Linked DNA regions of Mus musculus: region 2 is linked to region 1. The links are chromatin contacts, found by POLR2A ChIA-PET in ENCODE. All regions are on one chromosome and are shown on one strand. The core of a region is the stretch at or near the end of the contact, and the rest is flanking DNA. Distances in the headings are between cores, read along the strand shown.

Evidence for each region. ChIA-PET counts read pairs that join two places held with the same protein, here RNA polymerase II (POLR2A).
Region 2: POLR2A ChIA-PET joins it to region 1 with 20 read pairs in Patski. The contact joins the promoter of Rpl18 here to the promoter of Ntn5 in region 1. POLR2A ChIA-PET finds 5 or more read pairs at or near these places in 4 of 5 experiments (Patski and embryonic stem cell).

What each region holds. Positions count from the first base shown.
Region 1 is chr7:45,680,373-45,685,551 of GRCm38, reverse strand. Ntn5 (netrin 5) reads right to left here and starts at 1,530. Exons shown (of 7, transcript NM_001358870.1): 1 at 1,054-1,530. The coding sequence starts at 1,087. It overlaps Sec1 (secretory blood group 1), which reads left to right. Exons shown (of 4, transcript NM_001271578.1): 2 at 197-286; 3 at 1,261-1,372. The coding sequence starts at 1,276.
Region 2 is chr7:45,715,391-45,720,160 of GRCm38, reverse strand. It overlaps Rpl18 (ribosomal protein L18), which reads right to left and starts at 2,090. Exons shown (of 6, transcript NM_009077.2): 1 at 2,022-2,090; 2 at 822-908; 3 at 525-632; 4 at 143-241. The coding sequence starts at 2,024. It overlaps Sphk2 (sphingosine kinase 2), which reads left to right and starts at 2,159. Exons shown (of 7, transcript NM_203280.3): 1 at 2,159-2,460; 2 at 3,098-3,168.

The sequences.
Region 1 (5,179 bases), core at 281-2,780:
GAGGAGAGCTACTACTGCCTGGCAGAAAATCAGAAGAAGAGGCCTTGGCCCACGTGGGTCAGAGTGGAAGCCTTTCCCACATGGGGTTCTAACCTTGTTCTCCACACCCAGGGCACGGAAGGCGGATTATTGCCAAAAAACCCTGGCCTCTCTGCCACCCACTCCAGCCCTCCACCCTTAACCCTTTCCCCTCCAGGTGTGTAGCCAGAGAAGAGTGCTGAGGGAAGGTGGTGCTGAAGGAGCTGGAAACCAACAAAGCCTTGGAGTTAGAGAGCAGACCCCTCAGGTACTGGGAAGGCAGAGCCTGGCCTTCCTTTAGGGCTCAGGGTGTTGGGGCCCTGCACTTACTTTTCTGGGACTTGCTGGGAGGTGGCCCCACTTGCTACCCCAAATCTCAGACCTGGACCCAAATCCCTCCACACTCCACAAGCACTCAGCCCCCGAGCAGATGGGGGCCAGTGCTGGGGGTAGATGATATGGGAGGAAAAAAAGCAGGAGGTGGCATAAGGTGTGTGCCCGATGCCAAGGCACTTAGAAACCAGAAATCCAGAGCCTAAGGAGTGCTAGGAGCCAGAGGACTAAGGCTTTCAGCTTCCCCCACATAGGACTGGGGATCTTGGGACTTTCCTGAGCCCCCTGCATGTACCCTTACCTCCAGACATCAGAGCCCTGTGCTCCACTGACATTTCCCAGGCAGGGTGCCTCCCTTGCCCAGTCCATAGACTCCCTGCCCCCGGGAGTCTGAGCCATTATGCACCCATAGCCTCCCCCACCCCAGCCCCTCATGTAAACACGTTTCTTGCTAGGTAATTTCAAGGTCCCACCTTCCGGCTCTCAACACCGTGAAGTACCAGGCTGTGAGTTCTCTGTGTTCTTGGGGTTAGGCAGAAACTAGCCCTTGCCCGTTTGGGCCTACAGCATTCCTACCTCTCAGTGGCAGGCCCATCCAAATTCCCTGGGCCAGTGGGATCCATAAGGGACTCTGCCTGCCTGCCCCTCTTCAGCATGCACCTCCTACCTGGCTATTAGGGCCCAGCCATTGGTCAAACCTGCCTGGAGAAGAAAAGAGTGTCCTGTAGTCGGTCATCCCCACACTCTTCTGTAGGAGAAGCACTTGGAGGGCTCTCGGGAGGAGTGAGAGTGGCTGTTCTCAGGCCCAGGCTAGTGGGGGTTCTGGGCGGGAGCTGAAAGCAGAGCCCGCAGAATCCAACACTACCGCCCACCCAAACCCTAGCCAACAGCAGCCACGCTTTCCCACAGGGACCCTTGCCAGCCATGCCACCCGAGACTGCGTGGGACAGGAGCACTGTCGCCCCCAGCAGGCTTGAAGCTTGGTGGCCCCAAACAAGCCGGCCTAGAAGGATCCAAGCAGGTAGGGGTATGACTACAGCTTGGGGTTCTGGGATTGGGGTCCTGGCCTGTTCCCACTTGCCCCAGCACCTCTGGAGTTTAGCTTGCCAGCCCCTGCTTTTGGCCGACCCCAAGCCAGCCAGCCCCTCCCCATCCTGCATCCTCCTGCCCCAAGTGCGTTAACTCGGTGTTAAGGTCAGTTGCTTTCAAGCTCTAAAATTCCCAGCCTCAGATCAGCTGTAGGGGAAACCAGAGGCCAGTGCTACCTGCAAGGAGGGCAGCGGAGAAGACTTTCAGCCTGGCTGAACTTGGGGAGGAAAAGAAGGTAGCAAAAGCCAAAGGCAGCTCCCCCCTCCCCCCAGCCACTGGTGGATAAAGGCCCCAGGGCTTTTAGCCTGAAACACTTCCACAACTTGTTGTGTCTGAACATTTGAGTGTTGTGGTTTCTCTCTGAGCAAGATGAGAATATGTGTGGTTTGTTCCTGAGCACCCACCCCATTCATAGCTACTGTCTTGCCAGTGTGCAGAACTGGCCCAGGACAAGACTCAGGGACCTGGTGCCCTGGGAGTAAGAGATCCCTCTGTACTGCCGGGTGACCCTTGAGGCTGGGATCTTAGAGGAGCAGGGACAAGGACAAATGAGAGCTACAAGACCCACAGATGCAGGAGGACTAAGCTTTAAGAGAAGGCTCAGGCCAACGGATCCCACATCTGAGACCCATGTCCCCAGCAAGGGCTGTGTGAGCCATAGGGTGACACGTGGGACTTGTGGGTCCAGCAAGTCCTCCCCGGTTTGCCCCAGCCTTGGCACTGTCAGGCCACCTTCTAGACAGAAAGACGGGAAGCTGGTCTGTTCTGTAGACAATTGCGAATGGCTCGCTGTGGAGCAGGACAGATGGCTGTCAGACATCCAGAGAAGGTCTGGGTCTGCTGCAGGATCCTGCCTGCCTAGCGTGGTAAGTCCCTACGCTGTCTCCAGAGGGAGTTCTCCTCCTCACTTTGCTCTGGGTGCCTGAGCTGGCTGGGGGACCCCCAGAAAGCATCAGCTGTGGGGAAGCCAAGCCCACCCAGGAAGTGGCTGGTCCTTAATTCAGAGGTGCTATGGAGCTCCCCAAGTATCGAGACCCTAACCCTCACAGGGTCAAGCCTCGGGAGAGCTCAGGCCTGTTTGCTCTCCACAGTAGAGGGTCTCTGTCTGCAGCCTCAGGCAAAGGAGGTGGGTAGCACAGCCTCTCCACTGAGTCTTCCAGGCCTTGCTGTGGAACAGCCTCCAGAGGGCGCTCTCGGCATAGCCGGATGAAGGCTGGGCGTCACCTCAAGATGGCAGCAACAGAGCACTTCCCAAAGCTGCTGCCTTTACCAGGAAGTGTTCCGAGATCCACTCCCTCTCCCAAAGCCATCTTGAGCCCTTTCTCTTCTCTGCCCAGGTTCTCTGGCCCAGCTCTGCTCCCTGGTGCTCTGGCTGGGCTGGGCGATCCACTTCGAGTTGGCTAGAGAGCCAGGAGAAAGAAAATGACTGCAATGAGAAAAGAAGGAGCTGGGGTGGGGGAGGATGGGTTTGCTTTGCGGGCAAGTGAGGCAGTGTAGTGCTGGCGAGCATTGTATTTCTGTGAGACTTGGTGTGTGTGCTGTGCTGTGTCCTGTGGTCAGAGCTGCCTGACCTTTCTGGGAACCCAAGTTAAACTCCAAGAATGTTCTGACTTCCAGAAATGGTTAATAATAAAGTAAGGCCCTGGGATACAGGAGCTGAGGGGGCCTGCCTAATACTGAGGCTTGGACAGAGAATAAGCAGGAGAGAGCAGATATCAGTATGGTGCAGCAGACACCTGAAGACTTTGTGGGGCCCTGAGAGAGCTGGAGTCTGGATACATAAAGAGAGGAAGCGGTTGTTTGCCTTATCCTTAGGGTGGTGCGTTAGTCTTTTTTCTGCTGCTGTGATAAACATCAGGACCAAAAGCAACCTAGGGAGGAAAGGGTTTGTTTCAGTCTGAAGTTTACAGTCCATCATAAATGGAAGTCAGAACAGGAGTTCACGGCAGGAATTTGGAGGCAGGGACTGAAGCGAAGACCATGGAGCAGTGCTGTTTAGTGGTTTGCTGTCTGTGGTTTGCTCTTCTATAACCTAGGGTCACCTGCCCAGAGGTGACACTGCCCATGGTGAGGTTGGACCTCCCATAATAATTAATCAGGAAAATGCCCCCATAACTCCCCTACAGGCTATCTGATGAAGGTGTTTTCTCAGTCAGAAAGGTCCCTGGTAACTTATGTCATGTTGATGAGAAAAGCTACCCAGCATAGATGAGTTGTGCATATCAGAGTCCACACAAGCCCAGCAGTGCCAAGGCAGAGCCTGCAGGTTAAAACCGTGGTCTCCTCAGTGAGGGCCCACACTGCATGGTGCCCACCACAGCCAGTCAGTAGCAAAGGAAAGCAGATGGAGAAATGGGACTCTAACACCTGCTGCTGCTTCCTGAAACCAGCCACATTTGACCCAGCAGTGCCACCCCAGAGAGGTGCTCAAGGGAACCAAAAAGCATCCACATCGTGAGCTATGACAGCATTGTCCATCACAGGCAGGAAATGAAGGTAACCCATACAAACTCACATAGTGACAGGCCAAGGACAAGCAGGAGTCGCCAGGCCGGATGATGTACCCTTCCACATACTAACTACGTGGCTCAGCAAGTCACGGAGACAAGACCAGCTTAGCTAAGTAAGGTAGCAGAGGGGACACAGCCAGGGCTGTGGACAAACAGTCTTTGGGATGAAGCAGGTATTAGTCAGCTCTGAGCACACCAGAGGCCACACTAGTGGAACTAGGAGAACACTGACACGGGTGGATTCTTAGATATGCAAATTCTATTCCAGTGAAGTGATTACCAGGAAACAGGTTGAACACAGACCTACACGTAAAGGCCAAACTGATAAGGCCTACCTCTTATTATAGAGTGTTTCAGAAACAGGAAGTTGGCACTGCCCACCCCCCGAGTCCTGGCCCAGAAGCAGGTGCTTGTCTCACTTGCTATATTTGACTGCTCTTGGCAGGCACAGGTCTACCCAGAGCTGCAGAGTCAGGAGCTCTGGGCAGACTGAATCTGTTATAACACAGACAATGAGAGAATGCAATGCTCATGGGTACTATGGCCAGTCTCATCTTACAAAAGAAGAAACTGAGGCACACAGACTGAGCTGAACAATGAACCTGAGCCCATAGGAAGCAAAATCACATGGCAAGTCTGGTCTGTGTAAGCACAGCCTGTTCCAGCCTCTGTAATGCACAAGTGGAGAGTTCTCTTTTGTTCTCCCATGTTCACTAGCACCTGGGGTGTAGCAGAAGCAATCGTTCCTTGTGGGCTGGGCATGATGGGAGGATATTAGAAGTGCAGCCACTGGTGTGGGTATACTGCAGGCCCACAGTGGCGCACGCCTTTAATCCCAGCACTCGGGAGGCAGAGGCAGGCAGATTTCTGAGTTCAAGGCCAGCCTGGTCTACAGAGTGAGTTCCAGGACAGCCAGGGCTACACAGAGAAACCCTGTCTCGAAAAACCAAAAAAAAGAAAGAAAGAAATAAAAGAAAAAAGAAACAGCTCGAGCAAAGTAACTGTGCCGCTGCTGAGACAAGAGGTCTGAGGATGGGTGTGAGCGCCCTGCACCCAGCGTGTCCTGCTAGTTTCTCTGGTTTTGTTTGTGTTTTCTCGAGACAGGGTTTCTCTGGCCATCCTAGAACTCTCTCTGACTGGCCTCAAACTCACAGAGATCCACCTATTTCTGCCTCCCGAGTGCTGGTATTAAAGGCGCAGGCCACCACTGCCCGGCCCCTGTTAGTTTC
Region 2 (4,770 bases), core at 841-3,340, 34 kb before region 1:
CCAAAGCATCATTCTGCAGTGGTGAGGGGACACAACGAAGAGCAGCTTTGATTACAGCTCCCATGGCAGGGTGCCACTGGCACATAGCAAAGCCCCCTAATTGACTGGAGACATGTCCCTTTGGCCCATGCTGGTCACTTACCTTCAGCTTGGGAACTTCCAGAATCCGCACATCATCTGTGACCGTCCCCACAACCACGGCAGTCTTGTTCTCGCGGCCAGGAAGCTTCATCTTTCGGATCTGATGGGGGCAAGCATGTTAAGTCTTTCTGTGCCAAGCTGTCACCGGGAAGACCAAACAGCCAAGACCTCCACTGGCTGAGGCCGACCTCCCCCCAGTGACAGGGCCCCAAGAGCTTGCCAGCTATGACTGATTGTTGAAATCTTTCTTTCCAACCCCAGAAGTGACCCAGGTCAGAGAAATCCCCAGGTAGAAAAAGACCAAAGCACAGAGGCCCGCATCCTCTGCTGGCCTTACCCCACCGCCCCCAAACATGTGAAGCGCCCTCTGGCTGACTACTAACCATGCGGGACAGGGACAGAGGTGGCCGGTTGGTTCGGCTCATGAACAACCTCTTCAGCACAACCTGATTGAAGGTGGAGTTGGTCCGTCTGGCCAGAAACCTGTACAGCTGCAAGGGAAAGGAAAAGATTGAGCATGGGACTGCCTGCGCCACCCCCAAGCCAGGACCCTTCCACAGCTCTCCCATCCCGCTCAACTCCTGGTGATGTGGGGGGTTGGGGCACTGTGTCCAGGCTCCCCCCTCTCCCCACCCCACTCACTTTGGGAGCTGTAAGATGGCGTAGCACCCCGGGCTTACCTTGACAAGCAGCCGCAGGTAGATGTCCTGGCTCTTGGGCTCCTTGCGCCGAACCTTTCGGTCCTTGTTGTGGCGAATGTCAACACCCTGAGGGAGGTGAACCACCATAGAGCCAATTGTCAGAACCACTGCCCTATATCTTTGATGATATCTATACCTGTTCGTACCTGTAACTTTTAGGCTACTTAGTCGACAATTCAAACCTCAAAGGATTCAAACTAGAGGAAGAAGACATGTCCCACCCCTGACAAGTTCACTTAACACACACAAGTGATGTTTTTGTCTCGGCTTGGGACCATTCCTCCCAGAGTCCAGAAACTCATTGAAACACTGTCTCGGTGTAAAAACTGAGCTGCACAAGACAAGCGGCTGCTGGCTCAGAGTCCCTTAGAGCTCAGCTCTTGCTTAGCATGTGAAGGCCCTGGTTCTGGGCCCAGTATGGATGAGAGTTCAGATCCCTGTAAAGATGTTAGCTTTTATTTATGTTCTCAAAACTAGCTCCCAATCTGAAAAACAGTCAAAAAGAAGCCAACAGTACATTCTAGACGTGGAGACGTGTTTGTGACAAAGCCTTACACTACGTCCTTCAAATCAACCCTAGAAAGACCAAGTGCTCGGGTTAATTTTATCCCCCACTCGTTTTCCAAGCTGTTAGCATCCTGAAGTAGTTACTGATACTAACAGCGGTTTCATTGCACCTTCAAGGCTCTTCATAAACGTCTTCCCAACATACAAGGCAGGGACAGGATTACTACACACCAAACACACTAGGAGCAGTGTTCCGGGAAGGACTGACGTACGCTTGTCCCCAAACCCGGCAACGTGTAGTGGCTCCGCTCATCGTAGCACTCAACTTCCCAATGGCAAGTTAAGAAACAGGGACACTGGGAGCAGCGGTCCCGCTTGGAAACGCAGCACTCGAAAGATTGGTGCGAGGGAGCGGCCGTGGGCTCGAGGCCGGACTGGACTCACTGGGAGCTGCAATCAGCCTGGCTCATGGAGCCAAACTTTGTAAGGAAGACGACGAGCCTCGGGAGGCTCCCGGGACCGGCCACCGGCTCCGGCAAGTTCTGATCGAAGGCCCTAGCCTGTCCCGCAGTTCCCCTTGGCACCGCCTGCACCCCTCCGTCGCGCTACGAGCGGGACTTGCTGAGGATGGCAGCGGATGGGCCACTCGGGGAGACCGCTCAGCGAGCTTACCATGATGGCGCCTCCTGCTCGGCCAGGTCCGGAAAGACGGAACCGCGCCGGAGTGGGCGGGGAAAGAGCGGCCTGCGAGACGCACTCGTGACGCAATGCGGGACACTCTATCCGGAACTGGCGTCTCTGTGGTGCACGGGTGACGTCACATGAGCGCGACGCGGAGCTCTACCACAATTTGGGTTTCTCGATGGTATGTGGGAGGACCGAGTAAACCGAGGCTTCCAGAACCAAAGAGAAGTCAGCCTGAGGAAAGGGCTGGGACCCGGAGCCTCTCTGGCCTTTCCCCGTCCCTGCTCTAACACTCTCCAGGGGTAAAGGGACCGGAGAATCAGAGACATGATCGGAGCTTGCTGGACGAGTCGCGTGGTGACTCTCTGGCCGCACGCCGACCGCTTCTCGGTGGCTCGCGGAGGACCCGGTGGGCTGTGTGTCGGAGGTGAGGCTTATCCCGCCCTGAAGAAAAAGCTCATCTCACACTTCCTTAAATTCTCGGCTGCCTTTTCCTTATGCTCAACTTACTAAACAGAACTGAAGTTCAGGAAATCCTACTAGATCTCTCACCCGAGACTTTCTTGCTGCTATTCAACCCATAATACCTTATTATTATTATTATTTAATATTTTGTGTTGAGCTTTTCCCCCTGCCCTTAAAGATGACCTCTTCTCGGATCTCTCCTTTGTTTTCGTCCTTAGGGACAGCCCTTTTTTTTTTCCCCCTTCCTAAACCAGACTGGTTGAACTGGCCCAACATTTTCGATGTACATATTGATGTGCAGAGAAGGCACGCAGAACTCCCGGTTTGGAAAGCGGGTAGATAACAAGCTCCAGAGAGACTGAAATAGAGACCATGACGGTGGTTGGAGGTGTGGAGGCCCGAGGGTGAGAAGGAAAAATGGTGAGGGAACCCCGGGCAGAAGGAGAGACAAAGATACAAAACTGAACAGTTGGCACCTCACCATTTAGTAAGCTAGTTCTAGTGCCAGCTCTGTCCCCCACTCACCCCCCCCCCCGCCCCTTAAGTCAAGGTTTCACAAAGTTGCCCCAGCTGGCTTTGACTCACTCTTCCTGCTTCAGCCTCCGAAGTAGCTGGGATCACCGTCTTTCAACACTTGGCCTGGCTCTGCCATTTAAAGTTGTGATCTTGGGTAAGTGATTTTCTGTTTTGCTTTTTTTTCCTTGTTTGGAAAAAGAGAGTGATGAAAAAGACTCCCTTTTAGGGTGTCTTCCCTGAAAGTGTCTTCACTCTTTTGGTATGGAGTACCTGAACTTGGGTAGTACAAGACAGGCCAGCTGGATGAGAGAAGCAGGCTCTGGGATACTGAGCCTGCAATGTGCCCTCCTCTTCAGAACCCCAACCTGGCCCTGCACAGGGAGTTAGCAAGACTCTTTACGAAAACCGCCTATACATACATGGCCTCCAGTTTGGGGCTCAAGCCCTGCTGTGACAGCAGAGGCCTGGGTGCCCACTGGACACCTAAATCCAAGGGGCAATGGAACCAGGTAAGGCTCTAGCTACAGAATAGGTTCTCAACCTGTGGGTCTGGGCCCTTTCACAGGGTCGTATATCAGCTATCCTGTATACCACATATTTACAGTTTGTAACAGTAGCAAAATTACAGTTATAGCAATGAAATGTTTGGGGATCACCACAACATAAGGAACTATATTAAAGGGTCCCAGCATCGTGAATGTTGAGAAGCACTGGTCTGAAGTCTGTGGTTGTCATACCAGGGGTGATAATGTCTGTCAGGGCCCTTCTGCCGCTGGCCCCAGACTTCCCCTGGGGGCAGGGTGAGCAGTCCTTTTCTCTCAGCTGGGCTTCTGAGGGCTCCGCAGGGCGAGGTCACTCAGTTTGGGTGAGTTAGCGTTTCCCCTTTCCTGTTCCCGTTTCAGCCTCTTTGGTCAGGGTTTTCGCGGCGCTCTGGCTGTATCCCGGGTTCTGCATCTCCCTGAGCTCCACCTCTTGGCATGTTATCTGGGGCGAATGCTGCTGTGGATGCGATGCAAGGGGTATTTGGCAATAAGCAGACTCCCTCCTCCTCTTATTTTTTGCCTAAGAAGTTTTGTCCCTGCCTTAACAGAGTGTAGGTTAGTGTGAGCACGCTTTGTCCAGCGTGTGAGAGGTACATTTAGACCAGCGTGTGAGAGGTACATTTAGACACCAGTGTTTGTGCGCACACACCCATACACCCGATTGTGTCTCCTGCCGCCCTTTCCTTGCCTGTCTCTGTCCACCTCTTTTTTTCCTGGCCCTCAGTTCCTTCCCAGCTCTGGGTTTCCAATGCTTTCCCTTACCTATGCTGCTTTCTGGGGCTGTCTTGTCACATGGTGGTTTCCTGGGATGTTAATCTCATTCTTCCTCCAGGAAGGCTGTCGTCCAAATCAGTTTGTAAGTCCATGAGCCTCCCGAGCCTGGTTCATTCCAGAATGGTCTCCACCTGTGTCGATCATTTTCTGGGGTTTGTTTGACACAAGGTGTCACGCGACTGGCTCTAAGAGCAGAGGCAGCTCTAGCACTTCCTGATGCTTGTGCCTCAGCCTCCCTAGTTTTTAAGATTACAGGACACCATCACACTCATCTCAGTTTCTATCTCTGTTACCAACGTTGGAGAGTTGGTTGAGGAACTCCTCCACACCCCTTTTTATTGACTCTGTTGGGAAGGGCTTGTTTTGACCTCAACAAAGATGGCGGGATAAGCTTTGCATTCGACCACGTCCTTTCATCTGCTGCCAGTGTGCCCTCACTT